Linked DNA regions of Homo sapiens: region 1 is linked to region 2. The links are chromatin contacts, found by Hi-C or POLR2A ChIA-PET in ENCODE. All regions are on one chromosome and are shown on one strand. Each heading gives the region's core, a stretch centred on a gene start or an enhancer-like site at or near the end of the contact. The rest is flanking DNA. Distances are from core to core; before and after follow the strand shown.

Region 1 (5,360 bases), core at 1-2,500, 87 kb before region 2:
TGGTTTAGCTGCTGGAGAAGAAAACCTTGGTGGTGGTGAGGACAGAGTTTCTTATTTAGGTTCAGGGTGCGAGACTTCGCTGTAGCCTGGCCAGGCCTTAGGTCCTGTGTGTGATTTGTGTCTTATTGCCACAGTCTGTTCTCTGGTCTCACCATCTCTATTTTAACATGAATGCTGGCCAGTTGTGTCTAAATCCCAAAAGGGAGGGGGTATAGTGGGGTGTGTCTGACCTCCCGTCCATCGTGCCTGGGAACTCATTTTTTTTTTTTTTTTTTTTTTTGAGACGGAGTCTCGCTCTGTCACCCAGGCTGGAGTGTAGTGGCGCGATCTTGGCTCACTGCAAGCTCCACCTCCCAGGTTCACGCCATTCTCCTGCCTCAGCCTCCCGAGTAGCTGGGATTACAGGCGTCTGCCACCACGCCCGGCTAATTTTTTGTATTTTTATTAGAGACGGGGTTTCACTGTGTTGGACAGGTTGGTCTCGATCTCCTGACCTCATTATCTGCCCGCCTTGGCCTCCCAAAGTGCTGGGATTACAGGCTTGAGCCACTGCGCCCCGGCTGGGAACTCGTTTTTTAAGGTTGGCCAACGGGTTCCATTCAGTCAGTTGGGGGGCTCAAGATTTTACTTTAAATTTGCGATCCTTATCATTCAAGTGTAGAAGGAAGAATGGAGAGCCCGGTGAGACGCTCCGCTGGCCTCTGAGCAGCGACTGTCAGCAGATGCCCCTCCTTAGCCAGGGCCCCAGTGATGGTCTCTGTGTGTGAGCTGATTAAAAATGACGATAAAGAGGCCTCCGCTATCAGCTCATGACCCTGAACTCTCCATTTTAAAAAAGCCTAAATTGACCTCTTACAGAAGGGAAGGACGAAGAGAGACTCACTCCTCATCGGACTGGAACTAGGTGGAAGCAGGGAGGAGCTAGGCTCACAGTGACTGCGTAGCTCAGTTTATTTCCTGCAGTCCCCATTTCTGACATTCTGTCCTCTGGCCGTATATGTACAGACCACATATTCTAATGTTTGATTAGAAAATATAGCTACTAAATTCAATTCTTGCATCAAAATTGTATTTTAAAATATAAGCATGTTTAATACTGGTCTACAGAATGAGCTGGTTGCTTTGTTTGTACACAGAGCTCACATTAAGCCTCACGTCCAATCGTGGCTTCCGTCCACTGTGATGGGCGGATTCTTCCTAGGGGCCTCCCCTGGCCGTCTCTCACTGTGAACGCCACCCCTGTCTCCCGCCCACACCACTGCAACCTGCCTTACAAACTCCCCCGCTCTCCTTCCAGCCCAGCACAAGCTCAGGACGCCAGACGTCCACACTGCCCAAGCTGCTGTGGTTCACCCAAGACTTTGGAGGAAATATTCCTTCTTAAATTTGTGTCAATAAGCCAGACAGCTTTCCAGCTCCTTAGAAGTAGTTATCCTGTGGAGTGTGGACTTCATTCTTTACCTCCTTAAATTAAGATGAAATTTAGAAAGGCAAACCGGGCTGCAGTGGGCACCTGACTGCACAGAGTGGCTGCTGATTTGCTGATTTGCAGGAGATTAAACCCAATCCGAGATGGAGGGGGTCTCATTTCTGCGCTTACATCGTCATGCATGTGGTTGGACTTGTGTGCATGCGTGTGGACCTGCGTGCCTGTGTGTGCACGTGTGCTTCTGCGAGCTCTTCAGAGAGCCTGTAGAGGCTGGTGGTTACGAACTGAGGGATGTAAATGAGCCACTGTGGGCTCCATGACCTTTCTTTCCCTGCCTGTCCCCCAAGGAGGGGCGTGTGAGGTAACCACTGCAGACGTTTTCCTGCGTGTCCACAAGGAGATCGTCTGGTTCTATTGATGGAGGTGTTTTCCCTAGTTCTGTGGTGAAGTTGGCAGCTTCAGACATTTTGTTCTCATGACGCAGCTCTGACAACTAAGATGGGCTCCCCTGCCTCGGCCGGGCTCCTCGGTTTCCCGAGAGTGAGGCCTCTGTTGGTCGATCGTGTTACCGGGTGGCTGTGAGTTACGCAACTCACGAAAACATCTCATCCGGATGGGCATGGGGCGGGAGGGTGACCCCAGGAGCTATGAGTAACTTCCCAGCATGCCGGCTTCTTGCGCGTTCCCAGAGCCTGGTGTGTGATACCCCAGGTGGGCGGGTGGATGGCTGGAGTCTGGTTCTAGTCACACAGACCAAGAATGCGACATTTAGATGTGATCTAAAAACAGCCATTTTTCCAAAAGCTGTTTACTTTGGAAAGTGTATCAGGCAGCAGTTTCTGGAGACCTGTAATCGTTTTATGATTTATGCAGTGAAAACCTAATTACAAAAAGGACGGGCGCGGTGGCTTACGCCTGTAATCCCAGCACTTCAGGAGGCCGAGGCAGGAGGATCACTTGAGGAGTTTGAGACCAGCCTGGCTAACATGGTGAAACGCCATCTCTACTAAAAATACAAAAATTAGCCGAGCAGGGTGGTAGGCACCTGTGGTCCCAGATACTGAGGTGCTGAGGTGGGAGGATCACTTGAGCCCGAGAGGCATGACAGGTGTGTACAGGGGCTGAGCGGCAGGTACTTTCTGAATCTCAAGGGAAGACCTGCAGCCCGTGGGCACTTCACGGGCCATGGATGGAGCGCCTGTTGTCAGCGGCGTGGGAGAACTCTAGGGATGGGGCTGTGCTGAGGCCAGCGGCCTGCAGGTGCACGGCCAGTGAGCTGGGCTCTTTCCAGCAACACCTTCAGGAGACTCTGGTGGTTTCTTTTCTCCCTCATTCTCTGACAAAGAAGACGCTGGGATGCGCCATGCATCCCACATCTGAGAAATGCTTGCCTCCTGTGTGCTGGACACTGGGCCAGGCGCTGGCGAAGGGATAGGGTGGTGGAGCCAGTTTATCCTGAAAGTCCCTTTGCACACATCTCTTATTACATGTGTGTTGAGACCGAAAATAAAGTCTGGAACCAGGGTGTCACAGATGAGGGTCACAGACACACAGCAGATATAGCATGGTGCTCCCAGCAGAGATGGAGCTCCCAGCAAAGATGCAGGAGAGCATGTACAGTCCCTGGACTCAGCCTATGTGCAGCAAGAAATTCATTAGGGGATCTCTGGCCCCGGGTGCCACCTGGGAGCATGTGTGTGCAGGGCCACCTGGCCAGCGAGGGCCCTAGGATGGCCTGACCCGTCAGGGATGCTGACAGCAGGGCTGGCTCAGTCACCGAAAGGGGAAACAAAGGCTCTCCGGGGCCTCCCTGGGGCTTGCACCATCCTGAGGTCTTCAGACCCCCTTGGAGACGGAAGGGAGGTGGCCGAGTGGCCTGTGGCGTGGGGCTCCTTTGCTGTTCCTTGCAACTTGGGGGTCTCTGACTCTTGGAGCTGGGTGACAGGTGGGGATTTTTGCTCCTCTAATGGTCTTTGGATGATAAACTCCCAACTGACGCTCCAGGCTGGTGTCTTTACAATGCATGCTCTGAGGAAAGCTAGTCTGTGAAGCCATGCATTGAAAGGGTTCTATTATGGGTTGGGAGTCTGAGTCCCTCTTGGGGAGAGCCGTCGTGCAGGGAGCAGCTGGAGGCCTCGGGGCTGTGCTTAGCTTTGCTTCCCCAGCTTTGCTGACCCCAGTGAGCTCTTTCCCACGTGGTACCTGTCAGCAGTGCAACGGGAAGTTCTGTGTGTGTTAAACCACACAGGGGGTTCAGAGCTATCCCCAGGGCAGACCTGGAGTTTTTTCTGGTGTTCCTTAAAAGCATCTGATGAATATTGGGATGAATTTCCTGAAGAACTTGGAGGAGACTTTCTCCTTTCTGAAAATTAAACGTTCAGATCAGCACATGATAGGAATCTGGGTGGTGGAGGAGAAGATGTGGGTCAGTCTCCCCAGTGCCCCAAATCCAGTGAAATGACAACAATTTTTTAAAAAATTAAGTGTGTTGTTTTAAAAAATACAACCACAAGTTTCTGACGATCTCCCTCAATTTATCCTCCCCTTCAGCATGGTCTCTGTTGGTCACTTGTTTCTAATGAGTAGGAAGCGGCTGAGGTGGCTGTGGGTGGCCTCTGTTGGCATGTAGTTTCCTGCTTGCTCTCAGACATTGCGCTCTGGGGAAGCTGGCTGCCACGTCCGCAGGACACTTGTGCAGCTCTCTGGGGAGGTCTGAGGCCTCTGCCAGCAGTGCTGCTGGCTCGGGGTGTGTGGAAGCAGGTCCTCCAGCCCCCGTTGAGCCTTCAGATGATGCAGCCCCAGCCGTCACCTTGAGGGCAACCTCAGGAGAGCCCCACACCACCCAGCTAACCCGGAGACTGCAGGCGAGAATGTATGTTCCTGTCATAAGGCACAAGTTTCAGAGCAGTGTTGTTACATGGCGTAGGTAACTGGTGCCTAAGTGTGACTCCCTAACCACAGTGCTCACCTCCACTCAAGAAACTGCTGACGGTGGATCAGACATCTTGACAAAGAGAAACCAATGGAACAGACATCTGAGAAATAGGAGAAGAGCTGTCCTAGTCAGGCAACGTCCGGCCTCGGAGTGGATGGGGAAGGATGGAGGCAGACAGGTGGGATCGCAGTGGGGGGTGCATTCTGTCCCCGCTCCCCAGGCTGTGCGGACCCACAGGGCAGAGGCTGCCGGCCTGCTGTTCCCTCCTGCACAGTGCCTGGGGCGCCAGGCTCATGGGGTGCTCTCAGTGGAGAGGTTAGAGGGACTAGGAAGGAAGACCTCTTGTCCCAGGCAACCTGCAGAGGCCGGGAGCCCTGGGGGGAGGTCCTGGGAGGAGCCCTGGGGGGAGGTCCTGGGAGGAGCCCTGAGGGAGGCTCTGGCCCTGCATCTGCCTGGAGCTTTGCCCAGGATTGCCGTTCTCGTCTTCCCAGGATTCCGACTCTGTGCTTCGAAATGTCGTTACACGATCTCTTCTGTTGTCTTAGTTGGGGCTCTTTTTGTTACAAGTGACAGAAGCCCAATGTGAAGGAGCCTGTGCCTGGGGGTGCCTGCCCTGGGGGATCAGGGACCAAGCCACGTCTGCTCACGGTGGGACACAGTGTAGACACAGTGTTGACGTCTTAAAGCCTTACTTCTCATTCCATTACGCAGAGGAGTGACTTCAGCTGCCAGCCCTGGTCCCCAAGGCTCCAGGAGAGGTTCTGTGGGACTAGACCCAGGTCAGCGGCTCTGACAGGGACAGGATCGCGCAGCGCAGACATGGCCGTCGGCTGAAGGGCCTCCTGTGGTGCGCAGGCCACTGCCGGCTCATGTCCAGGTCATCTCTCCCGCGCTGCAAATCCTGCTTGCCCAAAGTAAAAATGGAGCGTGTAAAGTTAGCACGGTGGACATTTGTGCACTTATGGGACAGAGGAGGCTTGAACTTCATTCCGAGGG
Region 2 (5,912 bases), core at 3,247-5,746:
AAGCATAAGCAAAGTTTTGGGTTTTTCTGAAAAACAAAAGGATTTTGATACAGTAGATATGGAATCTCCTGATGTTCAATTCTGTGATGCCACACAAAGCCCAGTGAACTCAATTTGTTTTTTATTTCATTTTATTTGTTTTTGAGATGGAGTCTCGCTCTGTGGCCAGGCTGAAGTGCAGTGGCGTGATCTTGGCTCACTGCAACCTCCGCCTCCTGGGTTCAAGCCATTCTCCTGCCTCAGCCTCCCGAGTAGCTGGGACTACAGGCGTGCACCACCACGCCCAGCTAATTTTTGTATTTTTACTAGAGACGGGGTTTCACCATGTTGGCCTGGATGGTCTTGATCTCTTGACCTCGTGATCTGCCTGCCTCGTCCTCCCAAAGTGCTGGGATTACAGGCATGAGCCACCACGCCTGGCCCTCAATTTGTTATCTATTTGATGGACCTCAAAGGCAATTTGAATTTGTGTGGGCACAAAAACATATCAACGGGAAGATCTGATTATGGATACTTACGTATTTTTTAAACAAGTAAGACATATTTTACAGTAAAGGCTTCCATCTCATTTTATACCCACTATGTATAGATACTCGCCACCAATCAAACATTTACATGTGTAATAAAATTATTTGCAAGGGCTTTGCAAACATAAAGTACTCCATAAATGATTAAAAATAGTAAAACATATCATATAAAAAGCCTTCAGCTTTTGCCATGATTTCATATTCTAAGACTTATTTTCTATGTCTCACACTAGATCACAACTATTAAAAATAAAGCAAATGCCTACCATCTTAATTATTCATTTCTTTGGGAAATGTAAATCTTTTAAAAAGTGGCTTCTTTCCTGACTGAAAATAGAAAGCAGAAATGTTTATGCTCTTGTTACGGTTTCTCCCAATATAATTTTTCCACAGATGACTGAATATGAAAGATTTACTTGGATAATTGCTGCTATTGATTAAGTGTGCACTATTAGAGTGAGCAATTTACTGGTTAATATCGATTGGTCTATAAATGACATGCAGTCATATCTACACAAACTTACACCAACCCGAGAGCCAATTTTCTAGGAGTCAGAACAACCCAATTCCCTGAGACGATAACACAAAAGAGCACGTGGCAGAGAGAGTCTGGGCAGCCCTTTCCACCTGCATCTCCCAGGTGGAGGCGCAGAGGGCTCGGCGCTGGCAGACCTGCTGGGGGACACGGAGTGGGGAGCAAAGGGGCAAGGCCCAGACCCAGCCTCACACCTCAGCTGGGGAGAGCCCCCACTGCAATTCAGGGCAGACGTGACTGAGAGAGCCCCTTCATCTCTAATTTAGATGTGGTGTGAGAGTCAGATGCATCAGTAGAGGGAATAGAAACAGGATTTTTTCATTTCTTCCCCTTTTTTTTTTTTTTTTTTTTTTTTTTTTAAAGACAAAGTCTTGCTTTGTTGCCCAGTCTGGAGTGCAGTGGTGCGATCAGGGCTCACTGCAGCCTCCACGGCCTGGGCTCTGGCAATCCTCCCACCTCAGCTTCCCGAGTAGCTGGGACTACAGGTGCGTGCCACCACATCAGGCTAATTTTTAAATTATCTGTAGATAAAGGGGTCTCACTATATTGCTCGGGCTGATCTTGAACTCCTAGACTCAACTGATTCTCCTACCTCAGCCTCCCAAAAGTGTTGGGATTGCAGGCATGAGCCATTGTGCCCAGCCAGATGATTTTCTTTGTATAATCATTTAGAAAAACATTAAAGGAAAAAAAGAGAAGAAAACACATTATTTACCATTTACAATTTATACTTTCCCAAATGGTGATTTTTTCTGATAAGAGAATATAAAATATTTGTCTATAGTTCCAGTTTACTTTGTATTTCAAAAACATTTCTAGGCACAGGAATATTTTTGTTCACACCAAAGGAGATGAACTGAGACCATAACTGTCTCTCCTCGCTGAGGTCAGGCTTTGCTATCATATCCTTTGTCGGGGGCCTGGCAGGACATGATGGCTACTGCATGGTCACAGGAGTTTCTGAAGAGAGTCTTAACTTTTTGCAAAGTTGTGAGCAAGGGACAGTGACGTGCCCAGGGCATGGCACCAGAGGGGACTGGGCTGCAAGACAGCTGTGGCAGCCTCAGGAAGAGGATCACAGCCGCCAGGAGACTGCCCCTGGCCGGGCAGGGCTCAGGAGCCACGGTGCACATAGCTCTGTGCCGCAGCGGGCCGCGCAGGGCAGGAAAGGAGCGTGTGTGGGAACAGGTGCACGTGTGGGATATCCAGGGCGGCACAGAGTGAGCTTGGTCAGGTCGCACTGTGCTGCCCGATCAACTGCATATAACATAATTCTCTTCTTTTGGATATTGAATATTAAGATTTTTAATAGAATTTTTGGCTAAGTAACATAAGTAATACAGCAGCAAACATTCTTGAATGTCTTTTTACACACATGTACAAGTTTTTCTAAAGTATATAATTGAAAGTGGGATTGTTGAGTCAAAAGTTATACAAAGCATGTACTTTATTGTTATTATTATTTTTTTTTAAATTTTTTTTGAGACAAGGTTTTACTGTGTCACCCAGGCAGGAGTGCTGTGGCCCGATCATGGCTTACTGCAGCCTCAACCTTCCAAGGCTCAGGTGATCCTCCTGCCTCAGCCCCACAAGTAGCTGGGACTACAGGCGTGTGCTACCACACCCAGCTAATTTTTGTACTTTTAGTAGAGGCGGGGTTTTGCCATGTTGCCCAGGCTGGTCTTGAACTCCTGGGCTCAAACGATCCACCCACCTTGGCCTCCCAAAGTGCTGGGATTACAGGTGTGAGCCACCACGCCCAGCTTTATTAGCTATTGTTAAATTGCTCTGCAAGACAATTCACGTTCGAATCAACAATGTGTGCTGCCTACCCTTACTAACTGGTGCTGCCAGTGTGATAGGCTTGTCCGCTTCCCTCCTCTTTAGTGTTTCTCCTGGTACAAGCCTCCAACTGGAGGCACGGTAGACATTTCCTTGGCCACACATGTCAAGCACACGTGTTTGGAGGTTTATTTTTACCAGCCTCGGCAGAGCACAGCCTCAGCATTCTGATCTTCAGACTTGTCCAAGAGGTGATGTGGAACTAGCAGAGCCAGGGCTCTTGTTTAATGGACAAATGCTGGAGAGGGGACGACCGGCCAGGAGGAACCAGCACATCCTTCCAAGGTGGGATGTGACTGTGGCTACTGTGAGAGCCAGAGCCAGTTCTTATGATCGCATGCCGTCTGCTATTTGAAATTATAATTGCTTATTTTCTTAGTGTGTTTTTTGCTATTTTTATCTTATTATTTTCCACCTTATTCCCCTTCCTGGTGGCCCTCCTCCATTTTCTTTTTCTTTTTTTTCTTTTTTTGAAACGGAGTCTTGCTCTGTCGCCCAGGCTGGAGTGCAGTGGCGTGATCTTGGCTCACTGCAAGCTCTGCCTCCCAGACCATTCTCCTGCCTCAGCCTCCCGGGTAGCTGGGACTACAGGCACCCGCCACCACGCCCGGCTAATTTTTTGTATTTTTAGTAGAGATGGGGTTTCACCGTGTTAGCCAGGATGGTCTCGATCTCCTGACCTCGTGATCTGCCCGCCTCGGCCTCCCCCCTCCTCTATTTTCAATGATAGATGTCAGAAATATGAAGCAAAGAAACTATTTTTAAAATCAGAATCTAAAGTATACCACATAAAACTTTAAACTTTGTGAAAGAAATCTTATGAAAATCTCATAATTACTGTACATGACATGTAAAATTCTAATAATGAAGTTAGTCTGATATGAGATAAAGATTTTAGATAAAAACTACTTTTACGTTTTTTTGCTAGGAGTACGATACAGGGTCTATTTGAAAAACTGAACGTAGGCATTACACAATTTCCAAATGATGAGAAAAATAGTCTAATAAAAATCACTCAAGTAACTAATGGCATGTACATAACTTTTCTCCATCTAAGACTCAAAGGGAATTATTACCTCTACATATGATACCATTAAAGTGATTAACACGTCCTTCTCCCAGGCTGTGACATCCATTTCCCTGTAAATTACAATCTTAGGAAACTCTGACATAACTTAGGGAAATAATTCAAAAACCCTTTCCTGGCTGCCTTAAAGACAACACGAATTATTTTAGGACACACTAGAATTAAAATACCAGGGCAAGGTAAAGATCCTTTCATAAATACATTTTTCACCTTACGTAAGCTCCCTTGTTAGGCCTGTTAATAAAATTTCTGATGGTCTCAAGTATTTCCAACGTATGAAACACATCAAACCATTGTATATATTTATTAATAACAGGAACGATCAAAGAGGGTAAAAAATAGCCTGTAGAAAAAATTAATTATAATTAACATGCATGGCTTTGTGTGTGATTTTTAAACCCATTATTATAAAGCCCTGTCATGCTGCCAGTTCAGTTCCTGCCTCAAGAGGATACATCACAGCAGCTTCCCCATGGCCAAACCAAGGGGCCACGCCCACACCCTTGGGAACAGAGCATGGGCCAGGGAAATGGCCACCCTGGAGATCCGTAACTGCATTAGCAAATTATAAAGGATACAGATACTTACAAATTAGCTGTTTTTTCCCCTTTAAAAAAGAGTATCTCCATCTCTCTCCTCTCCAAAGCTTTCTAATCATAGAAATAATTACAGAATCACTTTGGTAAAAGAAACTCAAAGAAGCATTCGACTGACATTGACTCACATTTAAACTTGGTGTGATGTGTGAAGGTAAGCAAGGGATGCTTGTTTACCTTTTTGAGGACACGCTTCTGTAAATACGGTAAAGAACGTGGGGAAGAAAGGCAATTTGGGGAGCATAGTTTCCAGTGGTTCACAGGCTACCAGAGGATTCAGACAGCAAACACCTACACCTAAGATAATTTCCTGCTTCTATTTTAGGAGAGGGTCTCTGCCTGGGTTTTTGCGCTTACTCCGAGTTAATGAGTACAGACCTGTGTGTGTATGTTGCGTGACCATGTGAGTGACAGTTCCACAGCTTGGGGAGCGTGGTGCAGAGGAAGGAGGAGAGGGAAGCGTCTCTGGGGAAGGTTTGGCTTCTCTGAGTCTGGAAGGGTCCTTCAGTCTCTGCAAGTCAGGGAACAGCTGGGAACTTTGCTCTGGGGCAAGAGGCCTGAGGGATTCATGCTGGAGCTCTCGGGATTCCCGCCAGTTACAGAAGCAGGGTTGTGGGAACTGGTATTCAAGATGTAGTACAAGCAGCTTCCCTATGGGAAGTGGATTCAGGGCATGAGGAGAGAAAAGAGAAACTTCACTGCCATGGGTTAGGAGTGCAGCTGAATTTGTGTCTGTGTCTGAAGACACTGATGAAGAATCATAAGAGTTACAATAAATTTGTGAATCTGGAATATATACTTCTTTTAAAAATAGTGTATGAGCTTCAAGTCAGCAATAAGTAAATTAAAAATAATAGAATAGCACTTCTAAATCTGAGTAAATCCCATAAATGGTTAAGAAGGCAGAACTTCACGGAGCAAGAGCACTAGCTTAGCAACCTTTATTGTTATTGCTGGAAAGAGAAGAGGCTTAATATGTGTTTGCTCAATGAATACACTAAGAAACACAAGTGAGAACTTGTTTGTTTGAATCCCATCAGATATAAGGTCTTCTCATGGGAAATCCTACCCCTGGATACAATCCAGTCCTAGAAGCTGTATTGAAAAGCGTAATTCCCACGGTGTGTAGATCCGACGGTTCAGAAATACTAAGTCATTTGGTGGGAGGTAGTCAATGAGCAAAACCAACACCAGCAACTGTGCTTTTTGCTGGGCTGTGCGGACTGTGTAAGGGACATGGGGCAGTAGGGATGGTACTGGTAACAGGAGCAAGGACATTTGTTTGGGGCCAACCTCTACACCTTTGTAGATCTTAGTGTTCTAAT

Evidence for each region. Hi-C counts contacts between places; a loop is a spot of excess contacts on that map. ChIA-PET counts read pairs that join two places held with the same protein, here RNA polymerase II (POLR2A). Pooled maps may share reads with other maps.
Region 1: POLR2A ChIA-PET joins it to region 2 with 12 read pairs in H1. The contact joins two enhancer-like sites. A Hi-C loop is called at or near these places in 1 of 50 pooled maps. POLR2A ChIA-PET finds 5 or more read pairs at or near these places in 2 of 52 experiments (H1 and OCI-LY7).

What each region holds. Positions count from the first base shown.
Region 1 is chr2:3,489,746-3,495,105 of GRCh38, reverse strand. No RefSeq gene overlaps it. Among named protein-coding and RNA genes, the nearest start is that of TRAPPC12-AS1, 9.2 kb to the right of the region's middle. Within about 2 kb of position 1,250, at least 11 of the 41 ENCODE cell types and tissues checked have a DNase peak (open chromatin) inside an H3K27ac peak, as active enhancers do.
Region 2 is chr2:3,405,260-3,411,171 of GRCh38, reverse strand. All of the region lies in intron 3 of TRAPPC12 (trafficking protein particle complex subunit 12), which reads right to left. Among named protein-coding and RNA genes, the nearest start is that of TRAPPC12, 29 kb to the right of the region's middle. Within about 2 kb of position 4,496, at least 2 of the 41 ENCODE cell types and tissues checked have a DNase peak (open chromatin) inside an H3K27ac peak, as active enhancers do.